Linked DNA regions of Homo sapiens: region 1 is linked to region 2. The links are chromatin loops, found by intact Hi-C in ENCODE. Cell type or tissue: Calu3. All regions are shown on one strand. Each heading gives the region's core, and the rest is flanking DNA. Links, peaks and the distances in the headings are about the cores only.

Region 1 (7,271 bases), core at 1,535-6,534, 71 kb after region 2:
TTCTGTTTCAGTCTTCAGAACCACTGCTCATAGCACCTCTCTATTCCAATTAATGTGGAAATGTTATATGAAAATGTTCTCTTGCCTTGCAATTAACAAAGTTTTTCTAAGGTTTAGAAGGGCCGTTTGAAGAAATGAACCACCACTTGTTTTACAGCATGAATAAATTTACAGTAATTCACAGCAGGAGGGGACTGTTAGAAAAATATTGTGAGGCATTTTGACTGCACTATTAATGAGAATGATGCAGTTAAGCTTCCCAGCCCCATCTATCATGCTCGATTAATCTCTAAGGATATAAAGAAAAAAGAAGAAATGAGACTCTCTCAAAAATGCCATCAAGATAAAAATTTCAAAAATAATGAAAAAATACTAAACTATAGAATAATTTGGCTAAAATAATGTATGTAAGTTATTTTTAATTAACTGAAACGTTCACACCATTATATTAAAAACCTGGTCCAATATGAACATTAATATGATATGGTTCATGCATTTGTTAATTCAGCAAACCTTCATCAAATGCCTGTTATGATCAAGGAGTACAGCAGGCACCATGGAATATGCATATTTGCATATAAAATGTAGAGAACTTGTTCTCCATATAATATCTCTATGATGAAATACTAACAAGGGAAACTTTTAAAGAAAACTCATCTTACAAACAAATAAAATCTCAGCAGCTCTTCTTTTTCATTGAAATAAAAATAGTACCAATTGCAAACTAAATACAATGGCCACAGTAGTTGGCAAATTGTTGGTTTACAAAGATGACACACACAAGACCATGGTCTTCACTGATTCAGAGTTAGCTAAAAAGTTTTACCCCCAAAAAAAGTGTGGAAATAAGATGAACTTCAAATCTGTGACTTAAACACAACAGATGTGTTTTTAAAGTATATGTAAAAGAAAAAGCCAGCTGACCATAAATTCATTTTTTTCAAACAAGACTTGAAGACTTATCTAACTTGAAGATATTGGCGTATTATTATCTGGTTTCTTCAACACAGAATTCCAGAGAATTTAAATCCAACATTCTAGTGTCATTTTCTGTCTAGATTATAACTTCTCCTGAAAGAACCAAAGTTGGGAAACCATCAAAAGAAAATTAATACATGACTAAGCCCCAAAGTGAAGGCTCCCTTTCTTATCCCAGATATCCAGAAGTGATACTCAATATTTTTCTTAAAACCCAGAACAAAGTTGGAAAGTGAGAAGGCACATCGCTGATGGAGAAGAAACTATAAAGAACTCCTAAGCGAGAGAAAGCAGAAGAGGATTAATGAAAAGCAGTACAGCCCCAAGTGGACACATAACCATGTGCTTCACAAAATAGTGAGGCTTTCAAAGGACCGAAAAGTAGAGGCAGGATTGCAGGACTCCCTGCTGATGTAGCAAACCCCGTATGGAGAAGGGCATTTCAGTCACAAAAAAAATGACTCACGAGAGATTGTGGAAATTGATCATCAGTGGTTGAAAGGAAAAAAAATCAGCAGCTGGAGAAACAGCTGAAAAGCTAAGTAATGAGCAAACCAATTCTCCCATAATGCGGTACACAAGGACAAGCAGATGGAAACTACTAAGGAAAAGGTGGCCAGCATGGGTGGAGCCAAAAGTGTAAATATCTATCCAATGTCGATTCCTGAATGAAAGAATAAATGGAAAGAATACATAGAGCAAATCAATAAGAAAAATTTTCCAGAACTGAAGACATGAACCCACACATTGAAAAGGTATCCCTCACAATAAGCAGAATTAAAAAAAAAAAAACCCACATCTAGTTACGTTGTGGTGAAATTTAAGAATAACATGGATAAGGAGTAAATTCTCAAAACCTCTAGAGGGGAAAAAATATAAAAAGCACAGTTTACCTAGAAAGAGCAAGCAACAGACTGACCTCAGACTTCTCATCAGCAACACTCAATACAAAAAGAATATGGTGCAATATCTTCAAAGTTCTCAGTTTTTGAGCCTATAATTTTTTACTCAGCAAATTCCACTGAGAAGAAAAAATACAGGCCAATTTCCCACCACCCAAGAACTTGATTTTATTTTTTTAATTTCTATGAAAGAAGTATTAGAAGATATACTCCAGCAAAAAGAACAATCACACCAAAAGAACACAGTAAGACACAAAAGTCTATGATATACAAAGAAATATGACATCTTCAAAAAAGCCAGGTAACAATACAAAAATAAAATCCCAGATGATAACAAACTGAGAGCTGGGAGGAGAAGTAAAGGGAAGCAAAAATATTTTTTCTGCCTTATTGGTGGTTATCTCTATGCAGAAAATACATATTTAAATTTGTGCAGAAAATATTTCAGTATTATAGACTTTTTTAAAAAGAGAATATTTATCACTTTCAAACAATTAAGAAAAAACAAAGAACAATGAAAGTAAAGAAACAGAAAAACCCTACAGAAAAATAGACAAAGGATATAAACAGGAAATTTACTGAAGCATAAACACAGTCCAATAAACATATAAGATACTCAATAGTAATCAGGAAAATGCAAACTCAAAAGCCATGACAGCAGTTTTTAGAAAGACAAACACTAACAAGTTTGCTAATATCAAGGTATACCTTGTTAGGGTGGGCATAAATAGATACAGCCATTTTTTCATGTGCAAACCACATAAACCAACAATTCTGCTTCTTTCTGTGTATTCTAGAAAAAACTTTGCACTTGTACATATGTGTAAAAAGCATGAATAAGGATGCTTGCTGAAACATTTTTGCAGTATTGAAAAAATGGAAAATAAGCAAAATGCTCGTCAATATGGAACACTTAATTAATTAAGACACATTGTATCATGAATTTCACGTAATGGTTAAAAAGAATATGACAGATCTATGACTACTGACCTGAAATGGTTAGGAGAAATGGTTAGGCAAGAAAAAGACAAACATCATATGTGTAATGTAGGAAATTACTTTTGCAACAAGACATATCAATATAATACATGCAATTATAAAAAGTAAAACACTTGAAAGAGAATAAAAATTAAAAGGGAAAGAACAAAACAGTTAAGAACACAAAAACGATAGGAAAAATAAGTCTGTCGATTCACTTGCCACACTCTTCTATAATGTTGCTTTTTGAAAAGCATCCTTGACATTGAAATGAATTGTGAATGTTACCGTGAATGTAACCATTCAGTCCTAATCGATCAATTGAGCCCATGCCCTCATTACAGTAGATTCAAAACCTCACTCTTAGACACACAATTCATTGACTAATTTGTAGAAAACAGAAATAAAAAATGACTGAAAATTGACAAACTGTTTAGGAAAAATGAGGACCAGTTCACTCCCTACACGTCCCCTATCCCAATCACAATGGCCGAGCAATAACACGTAAGGCGGGGTGCATTCCCGGAATGCTGCCAAGACAACACAACCAAAAATTACAATGGAAAAAAATGAAATTGGTTTCAGGCAAGGACAAAGCAGACGTCTGTTAAGAGGCAGTTTGTGAAATCAGAGCAAGAGTCAGATGCTTTCTCTCTTTTCCTCTCAGTGGTTGCTGAACCAATGTGGCCACAACTGCCATGGGGATTTGGGAGCTGGCCAAAAGGCCAGGTGACTCAACATTGAATTTCTTGTCCCTCTAGGCAATTTCTCTCAGCAGTACAAATTTGCACCAGAACAGAGAACAGTTACCCTCTTATCAATCAGGAAAAGACACATATTAAAAGTTTTTTTATTTTTTAAGTGTTAGCTAGCAAAGAAAACTGACAGAGGTTGGCAAGAGAATAAAGCCTTATTCCCCCATTATGAAACCAAAGGACTCTATTTGTGACAGAAAAATCTGTGGGAAGGGTCAGGGCCGTCTTCTAAGGTCATTCAGGGTAAGAAACAGACTCATATCTTTATTTTTATCGCATTCCTACAAAGCGTGTGCAGCAGCTCCATTTTTCTTAAATAAAAAATAGACCTCAAATAATAGCGTCTTCCGAAAACAAAGAATCGGTTGTTTGTGATTAATACACAGATTCCTTGTGCACAAGAACCAGGTGCTACATGGCTTTCTGCTGTGTCACCAGCCACTAGGCCAGAAGATCAAACATAATTGTTTGTGAACTTGTTAACTGGTTGACTAACCGATTCAAATGTCAATGGGGTAGTAACATGCATGTGTGGGTATTGTAGAGGTACATCACTGAAGACTAGTAAAATCCTAAGCAGAACACTTTGCTATTCCTTCCTTATAACTCACTAGCACTCACATGAGCTCTGATTTTGCCATTCGGTGCCCTTTTAAATGTTGGAGATGAAAACGCTGGGAAGAGGAATAGGGGATGACGGTAAAGTAGGAGATCTTAAATCCAGACATGGGGAGAAGCACGTGGCATGGCAGACTTGGGGCACCCCATCAAGAGACACAGACCTCTGGCAGTAAGACAAGTTTAAGGGAATGTGCTGGATTGAATTGGATTTGCTTGTGCTGCCAGGACACTTTCATCACCCTGAGATCCTTGGCCTGGGTGCCATCCAAGGGTATATGTGGCCAGAGAAGTGCCACACTTTTAGCAGATAGTTTTTGCACAGATGGATGGGTGGATAAATGGATGGATGGATAGATGGAAAAACAAATATGAACAAATAAGCAAATGAACAAACAAACAAAAAGAATAAGCAGTGTACTTTTTCTCTATGCACTTTACAGCCATCCACTCTGAATTAATATTCTACTTGCAAAGATTACTCCACACTGCACATAAATGTTGTCTGAGTCACTGGAGACATCAACAGAATACTATATACAATCCAGGTAGTGGTAATTTTCCCAGACTACCGCACCAAGGCAATGAGAATAATTAATAGCAACTAGAACACATTGATTTAAAAATAAATTACCACAATTGGGTATCTGCAGGTTTGCCAGGGGAATATTCTTGCTGCTTTCATTCAGGCAGTACAAATCCTGAGTGTCTGGACTGGATTTAGCCTCTTGGAGAGTCTTGATCCACATAATGTCACAGGAGCATGTAAATGGATTGCCCACCAGGATCCTACAGGGAACAAAAATGACAACAGATCAAGTTCCTTTTTCCATTTTAGCTACATTAGTGCTTGTAAAATACTACAACATTATGAATTCTTTCTAGCCAGCAATGCTTGGAAGTCATACCACTTTCATAGCATGACAGTACTTATTATTCCTTCATTTATCTGATACTTACGGAGCATCTCCTATATGCAGACAGCACTGGAGAATGATAGAAGACCTTACAGAATAACAGGGGAAACAAGATAGAGACAGAAATAGCCAAAATATAGGATAGAAAAGAACATCTCATAACATGGGGAAAATAAGGTGCCATGACAAATTTATCATGGTTATTATAGAGTTATTAAAAGGATGCCAACAAGAAGTTTTCAGGAATGCTAACATACTTATTTCTGACCAGGCTAAAGGCTCAAGTGTTACCACTTTCTAAGCTCAAACTTCAGCAGGGGGCAGAACAATTTCATCTCAATTTAAAATGAGACTGTAAGTACAAAGCTAAGACTAAATTGTGAATGCCAGAAGGCTGGCACCCCTAGCTTTCTGCATTATACAATCACAGTCAGTTTCATTGATTCAAGATAGCTGGAGTAAAGGTGAGAGAGAGAACCTGAAAGGAAGCTGTAGACCTCCTTCACACACACACACACACACACACACACACACACACACACACACAGAGCAAGCTATTCTGAGGGCAAGGCAACTGAGCTGCAGATTGAGCTGCGTTAGACCACTGTGGGTGGAAAGCCACCGCCATTCAGACCTCAGCCATGCTGCCTGGACTCCTGTGGCCTGCAATGGGTAAAAGAGGAAGTAGTCAAGAGGAAAATAAAAACCACAAGGAAAAAAAAATCTTTAAATGCTTATTTGTAATACTCAGTGGCCTATTTAAGATGAATTCCATTTATGGTAATGAGCCTTTAAATGAGGCCATTTAAAATCGTTACATAGACTCTGCCTGGCATTAACCACAATACTTAAGATTTCCGTGAAGACAGGACCTGGGCTTTGCAACATCATTTACTCCTGTGGTTTTCTGGTTGGGTTCTAAGAATCTCAGGGATCCCTGGAGACTTTTCCAGGAGTTTCTTAGGGGAAAATGTGGTCATGGTAGACTCATTTAATTTGTGTCTGCTTGATCGCCTCCAAGTATCCCTCCAACACCAAAATGGGATTTGATGTTATGAGATATGGAATAGAATGCAGAAAAGACCCACCACCAGTTTAAACCCCACTAATCCAAAATGCTTCCTGGAGCTCTGAGTACATGCAAAACTAAAGAGTCTTTCTAAAAGAAGATATCATTAACTCAGCAGAAGGGATAAAGAAGGAAAGGAATGCTTCAATTATGAATACAGCAATGTTCATATGACAACACAACACTGGTGCACAGCTGGCTTCTTTCTCCAGCTTACTATGCAAGCTCGATGATTATGACAGCACATTACACTTTTATCTTTAGGTTTCTACTTCTCCCACTGGATAACAGAATCCAGGAACATAGAAACTTTTCTCCCTTTATCCCCATGGCCCTGTGCCATATCATTTTGATTTGTAATAGGTACACAATTAACATTTGTTGAATTAATTGATTAAATATGCTTCAAGAAGAATATTGAGACATAAATTTGAAATTGAAACTCTAATTTTTAATCCAGCAAGAAAATTTTACACAATGTTGCCCAAAATTTTTACACCAAGTACTTTACCCTATCTCATGTATCTTCCTTTAGTTTGTCATGCCTATTCCTGTGTTAGAAGCATTAGTGCTTCAACGTCCTGAATTCACTTTATTCCAAATAATTCTCAATTGCCAAGACTTTCACCATATAACACCCATTACACCTATTAACTTGTTGTCTCTCCAGCAGTGACATCTTCCAATCTGCACAATTTCCTTGTGAATAAGGATGGATCTTCATAAAAAGACTCCACAATTCAGGCAAGATAGAGTTTAAGCAAATGCCATTGCCTAATCTTCAAAGGCCTCTTCCTGGGCCCACATCTGCCCCACAAAGCCTCTGCATTAGGATGCTTTGAGGTGCCTTACCATAAGAATAGCAACAGTTCATATTTGTTTAATGGGGACAATGCAAGGAATGGAGCTCACTTGGAAATCCTGGCTGTTAGTCATCAACACCTTTCAATACGTTTTCTATCATTTTACAACAGAAGAAAATGGGACTTAAAAATAAATATTGAATGCAATAACAGATCTGGAAGAAAATCTCACAAAGATGGGTGGGGAGAGA
Region 2 (7,271 bases), core at 1,264-6,263:
TGGCGCTTGTGTGCAAGTCACCAGCTTGGCTGGGAATGAAAGAACCTCAGTTCATCCTTTGTCCACAATGACTAGCCATCCCTGACTCTCAAAATTTATGTTTTAAGAAGAGTTAGTCCCACAACTCTTCTTAAATACCTCCCAAGAACAGTTTTCAAATGTAGTGTGAGTTATTAAAGAATGAATAAAAATCTCATAGGAAGAAATAAGGTGCAGTACACAATTAAAAATCATGCCCATAAACACTGTGTAATTAGGGACTTCTCAAACTGGAAGATTCTACAGGCCAATATTTTCGAGGCACAACTTGAAACTAATTCCTCCATAAAAGTATCTCAATAGCATGAGCCAAGAGTAATCTTTCTCTATGAACTCCCACTGCAATGCATCTGCCCTTCTTCTGGAAAATGAGTTATACGAGCTCTTGATCCACGGAAGCCACTTGACTGCAAGGGCTACTATTTATTTTGCCTTATAACCACACTTCTTTCTCCACATGTACATATAGCAGGCTCACCTCAAACATGTAATGTGAATAGTAAATACATTCATCAGATTTAGAATATAGATCCTCTGTCTTCCAACTATCATGGGTGATCAAAATAGCCAGACTGGTACAGCCTATTTCAGCAAATAGTTGGTTTTTACCTATGACGCAAGTTTTGGTTTTGAATTTACCATTCCTGTTGTTTAAGGGCCTGTGTGATGGAGGGTGGGAGGAGGAGTGAGGAACAATCCTTTAAAGGACTTCTGTGATATGATTTGCATTTTTAAATCACTGCTAACATCATCTGTTCAGAGGTCTCAGGGGAAGTACAATAAGAGGATAAAGAAGGTGCTTTCTCTAGTGAAATGCATGAACTTGAATTAAATAGAATTTATGACTCTCTGGTTTCTCTCTGTAGTTCCCAACCTCCTAGAGAAAATGAATTCTACTGTATAAATGGGTTCACCAAAAACACTTTATAAATGTTCAGTTCTCAAGGAAACTAAATTGCGAGAAGAAAAAAACACTCACTAAGGATATAAATAAACCCCCTAAGGACTTATTTTTCCCTATTGATCTAAATTAAAATGTTAATAACTCAGATGGATGGTTTTCTAGTATTTTGACTTGTACTGGCTATTAGACACTTTTGTCATCATATGTGGGCATGAATTAGTTGACCAACATTAATTTATTAAACATCTTCTGCCCTCACCCCCTCAGGAGATGTCACTAAAGGGAACAGAGTCCTTAGCTGGCACCTTGCATGTGTGTACCACTAAATAAGTATTTGTTGAGTGTGCAGCATGTGAATGAAGAGTTTTAAATAAGCACAGAGAAAATCGATGTCTGAATGGAGGTCCTCTGTCTCTCCTTTCTTCATACACGTACCCAAATGTACACAGGCACACTCATGTGTCCTCAAAGAGTGACTATCAAACTCTACCCCTGTAACATGCATAATCTAATTTCACTTCCACCACAGCACCATGAAGAAAGAGTACCATTCCCATTGTCCAGAAGATGGAAAGCCAGCAAAGAAAGGTGAGGACTGGAACTAGAGTTAACAATAACATACAGTTTCAAATAGCTGGGAGGAAGATATTGAACATTCCCACTATGAAGAAATGATAAATATTTGAGATGATGGATATGCTGATCTGATCACTATGCATTATTTGTATCACGCATCACTATGTATCTCATAAATATGCACAATTATTATTTCTCAATTTAAAAAATTTAAAGACAGGTGAGACTATTGGAGGTCATACAACTAGTAACCGGCAGTGCTAGGTTTTGAACTCAGACTCATCTGACTCCCCTCTGCCTTTCCCTCAGGCCATACAGCTTCTTTCAACCTTGCTGCCTTTGCCCACAACATTTTTGGGATTCATTTTCTAATCTTACCTTTACAGCCTGCTAATATTAGACTGAGTTATTTGAACTTGATCTAACCCAGTGGCAGTCCCACCTCCCATCACACCCCAGTCTTCCAACCTCCATCTCCTCATGCTGCCAAGTCTTCTTTCTATAGCATACACTTAATTAGGGTACTCCTCCATGCGAAGTCTTTGGGATAAATTCTGTCCATACTGTCAACTCCCTAGCCCCCTTCATGCCCTGCCCCCACAACCCAGCAGTCTCTTCTCCCAATTCTCTACCCCCGTTCTCTGCTCAAGCCAAACCAGACTCCTAGCAAATGTATGAATGCCACACATTTTCTTACACTTTCACATCTTGGGACATAAAATTTCTACCTGGAATCCATCCCTCTCTCTTCTCCATGCTCTTTCCCCAACTCTCACACTCTGCAAATCCCAAAGCCTCCTTCAATGCCCATCTCTGAGGACCATTTTCTAGGCACCTTTCAAACTCTATTTAAAGTATCCACTGACTTCACATTTTCCCTCCAAAGTGTCATTCCCTGGGAAATAGGACCATCTAACCCAATGCCTGATACAGACACATATCTGAAAGTGAATAAAATTAAGTTGAAATCCCTGACAGTAGATACTAACCCTTCAGGGATGAATCTGACTCAGGAAATGTCTGAGAATTATTCAGAGCCAAGTCAAGTAAAGAACGTGAGTGATCAAGCTGGGTAACCCTGTTTAGAGTCCAAAACCATTTCAACAAAATATACATTGCAATACAGACACAAAAATGTGATACAGATACAAAAATACATTGTGATAAAGAGCACTGTCAAGAAGGGAAAGTCAATCCCTAGACACACAAAATGTCCCTTCACAGGTCACCCTTCACAGTTCTTCTAAATAAACATCTGTGAGAGGCAATGTCATTAAGAGCATTTGTTGCATTATATTTTAGGGGTCTCTCATGCTGGGAGGTGGGACAGCGAGAGGACATTCACAGTAGGAGAACAGCCTATTTCTTATCAAAGAAACAAGTTCTGGAATATCTACTGGAAGCTTCAGTAGTTTCTCTTGATCTCTCATATGTGAGAAGTATTGTATATTACACTTCTTACATTTGGGGAAGTCAAGCCCCATTTCCCACCCACTTCAGGACATAAGCCACGGATAACATAAGATTAAGCATCGTGACTTGATGAAAGGTACTGGTTTAAGAAGAATTTCTAAAGAACTGAGTTCCCACCCAGCCATTAACATATCTCTAAGTCCTTTCAAGTTAATAGACAACTTCAGCCTGAACCGTTATACTCCAGAGTGCAATCTCTCACAAATGCTGAGGTAAAGAAACGTCACTGCCTCGGAAAATGTGGCACTTGGTGATATGACAAGTACAATGGTATTTATCAGCCATATCCACGGCTTAATGGACATGAGCCATATCTGAAAAGGGAAAGGGTGATTCAGCCCATTAAGTATGCAGAACATCAGCTTTCAATACAAGATGGCTCTTGATTATTTGTTTTTTTCATTTCCAAAGGCTCCATCCAAGTGGGAAAATTGCAGAGGCAGAAAAAATACCACAGCTTTTCTGCTAGAGCGACAGCCACAGCAAAGCTAGGTATGACGGGGCAGAGGGGAGAGCCGCAGAACGTGCCAGCAACCTCTGCTTCTTCACAGTTCCGTTTCCTATAGAGGGGATACAGCCTCATACTTCACTTTTGCTTTTCCCTTTTCCTGCTTCCTTTTAAATGGTTTTCCAAAGTTTTCTGAGAATTAGATTTCAAGTATGTTCAGATTAGAAATTTCCAAAATAAAGCTTTCTATAAAAACATGAGTCCTGGCAAGCTCACATGCCTGGCTTGGTAAGCATTCCCTATGGAACCAGAGATGGATTGTCTGGCAGTTAACGAGACAAACAACATAAAGTTGTCATTGGTGAAGCTTAAATCCCAAAACCTGCTCCTCTCACCCACTGACGTGTTTGTTTGTGGGTGTGTGTGTTTGTGTGTGTGTGTGTGTGTGTGTGTGTGTGTTTTCTTGGAGGCCATCTTATAATCCTTTAAGCAATTCTCTCTTATACAACTATTTAGTTTTAGAACACCCTCCAAGGTATTATTGAAAATTCCTCCATTAAAAAATCGTTACGAAGAGCCTTGATATAAATGACTTTACTAGCTAAGAGATTCCCAAGCTGAAAAGAAAGACGCTAGAGAAATTGCCATAATAAGGGTTTAGTTAGTTCCTTGTTGAATGTTTTGACCCTCCCAATTTGATGTTATCTTCTATTTACTGCATTTAAATGAAGTATAGACTTAAAAAACTAAAGACACTCTCTAAGCTATGTCAATTATATGCCTACATTGTTCCATCATTACACTTGATATGCTTGTTCTTGTTGTCTGTGGGCCCCCCAAATCAGTGCAAATATTTGCCACTGTTTCCACCAGGGGGCATTCATCTCATTGAAAATAGGTATTGTTTTTAACCGGCAAAGTTAAGAATGTTATACTGAAATGACTAAAATACATTATTTATTAATCTCAAAATTCACATTTTCAACGGGAAGCAAAAAAGGCTAGGTCTTTAATGGGTAATTCTTGAATTAGATGTTTGTATATATGAAAAGTTATTATATGAGTAAGAAAAAAGTATACTTATGATCTGAAAAGTATGATATACCAGAGAATGTTATGAACTCTTAAGAAGCGTCAACAAAACATATACATAAAAACACTCAGCTGTAAGTAGAAATTAATTTTAGAGGTGGTGTTCAGTTGTATGTTCTCCTAAGACATCCTAAAAGTACTAAGACTCCTACAGAGGCAGGAATTGCCCTTTTTCAAAATGCCAGTTTCTCAAAACTCCTATCACCTTTCTTCTGACTGAACCACACAGTTACTTTGTACACATAAGGTTTGGACACCGGAACATACAAACAAGGCTGGCCTTCTCTGCAAAAGTTATGAAGAGAGGAAGAAAAGACAATGGAACATACAAAGACTGCACATTTACCCTTTTGCACCCTGAACCCTGACAGTCTTTTGTATAAAAAAAATTAGTGTGATGTTATAACAAAAAAAAGACTCAAATATAGAATTCCTGACAGAATATTTATCAGAACCATACCTTTTTTCTTTTACTTCCCAAGAAAATATCACAAAGTCTGCCATACCCCTGAAATTATCACTGACCCATCCAAGCCAGAAAACTTCATAGCTCATAGCTTTCTTTTAGAGAGGAAAAAACATCCACCTATGTTTCCATGTATAACCATCTAATATACTAGCTCTTAACTGAGACCTAATCAAGTAGGAACTATGGACCAGTGAGGTCTAGCACCATTCGCTACCCCTGATGGTAGCTTTGAAGGTGTCTCTTTCTCTTTTTACACAGTACCCATGTTAGTATATGAAATGGAAGTGTACACAGAGGGAATCACAGACTCTTAAGGTAAAGTTGCGCAGAGCTGGACCTTGGTATTCCCCTAAGTTTGAACTTCTGCTCCCATCTCACTGCTTGTGCATCTGCCTACGTTGATTTAGGGACTGGCCTGACTAAAACAGAGAAGCTGAACCGGGCAAGATCCCCATCTCCACAACCTATTACAAAATATGTGGAAGTCCGGGAGGTGGATGGTTATTTCATTAGATATTTTGCTTATGTGTTCCATTAAGGCAGGGGTCAGCAAACCTTTTCTGTGAAGGGCCAGAGAGTAAACATTTTAGGTTTTCTGAGACATAAGGTCTCTGTCACAGCTACTCAACTCTGCTGCTGTACCATGAAAGCAGCCATAGATAATCCATAAATGAATGAATGGGGCTGTATTCCAATAAAACTTTATTTACAAAAACAAACAACTGGTCAGATTGAGCCTGGGGTTCATAGTATGACAACTGTTTTAAGGGGATAGCTCAGGTTTTTTTTCTTCCCTTGTACTGGTGGAACTCTAACACGTAGCTCAGACCAAATGTTCCCTAATGGCAAGAGTGTTAATAATCAAAACCAGATTTTTAAGGAAAAAAAAAACCGCAGAGTCCCATTATAATGCCTTATTTTCTAATCATAAAGGCTAGCTGCCAGAAATGCTAACCTGACCCACTAGTGGTGTGGGTTGTTAATGCTGGACGTGTTGGTGGTCCAGAGTATCTTGGTTCCCTTTTAGCATTTCTACCATTTGTTTACTCTTATCAGAAGTAAACAGGAATACAGAAGGAGGCTTCTCCAGAGAGAAAGTCCAGCATGGAATTAAGATTTCAGATCTGACACGTTGAGAAAAGTTCTTCAAACTTGCTCACTCTTTTCTGATCTAATTAAATGCCTCACCTTCTTGATCTTGAACAGTTGAGGAGAAACAATATCATCAGCACACAGCTAAGCCTTTAAACAACCCACAACTACTGTGATGTTCTTGTGTCAGTGTCAAAAAAACAAAAAAAGGTGCAGCAACCCTACGGCATGACATAGCACACCCTCCTCAGAGAATTCTGCCCCTTTTGCAGAACAAGAAAACTCTTTTGAAGCTAATTTGTCTCAGTGTGTCTAGACAAAAATTTGGGACAGACAATACAAAGCCCTCTTTTAAGATTCACTTCTATTTTTGCCTTCACCACAAAAGAAAAGATGAGGGGGTTGGAAACTGATCTCTGCAACATGGCATATGAGTTCTTTGCAATTTGGCCTTAGCCTCAACAGCAAATCTATGTGTTCCATCTCTTTGCTTGTTAATGCATTTGCTTTATGCAGGAGAACAAGCCCCCTTGGACGTGGGTGTGTTTTATAAAAAGAAAAGAAAAAAAAAGTCAAGTGGTAATGGAAGCTCTAAATCAATGTCACCAGGCTTCCAATGGCATTCATGTAGAGCCTTCAGAATGAGCACCTATGTTTGGTGGATTTTTATTATTATTATTGCTTGTTGTTTATTTTTACTCTTGTCCATGTGCCCAGAGACCTTGGCAAGATAAGCATTTTATAAATCTGATAAATAAGTAATTGAAGCCTTCTAATCAATATTACCCAAGGGAGAGGGAAGGAGGCACTCAAATCTGCATTAAAGTCGAGGTCCTCCCTTCTGTTAAATGCTGGGAGAAGAAAAGACCAGCCTGTTAAGGCTATGAAAAGGGCATCTCACTGGGGTGGGCTAAGTGCAGCAAGTTTGCTCTCTCCACATATCCCTCAACATTGAGGAGGGAGAGGACACAGCAGAGAAGAAATCAGTCCACTGTATCAAACTCCACATGACAGGCACGGACACACCAGAAGATAGGGACATTGCACGGTGTCCGTGAAGGCACAGTCCACCAGCGGGAACTGCACAGTTCAGGCAGGAGGGAGGCTTACTCATCATGAGCTTCACTGAAGCTGCAGTGTGTGGGCCACTGTTATATTCTCTGGGAAAATGTTGCTGT

The links. Peaks named below come from ENCODE experiments on the same cell type or tissue, not always from the same donor. Only the 100,000 strongest peaks of a DNase experiment are listed, where the experiment ranks them.
Region 1: a loop joins it to region 2, with 3 times the contacts of the local background. A loop is called at or near these places in 2 of 110 quality-filtered maps.

The regions. Positions count from the first base shown.
Region 1 is chr9:84,708,386-84,715,656 of GRCh38, reverse strand. NTRK2 (neurotrophic receptor tyrosine kinase 2) reads right to left here. Exons shown (of 19, transcript NM_006180.6): 6 at 4,866-5,020. Among named protein-coding and RNA genes, the nearest start is that of NTRK2, 42 kb to the right of the region's middle. RefSeq lists enhancers at 5,885-5,944, 6,558-7,271. In Calu3, for the core only: no CTCF peak of the experiment used is centred there; DNase peaks (open chromatin) are centred at 3,556, 4,056 and 5,736.
Region 2 is chr9:84,778,666-84,785,936 of GRCh38, reverse strand. All of the region lies in intron 12 of NTRK2 (neurotrophic receptor tyrosine kinase 2), which reads right to left. Among named protein-coding and RNA genes, the nearest start is that of NTRK2, 110 kb to the right of the region's middle. In Calu3, for the core only: no CTCF peak of the experiment used is centred there; a DNase peak (open chromatin) is centred at 4,296.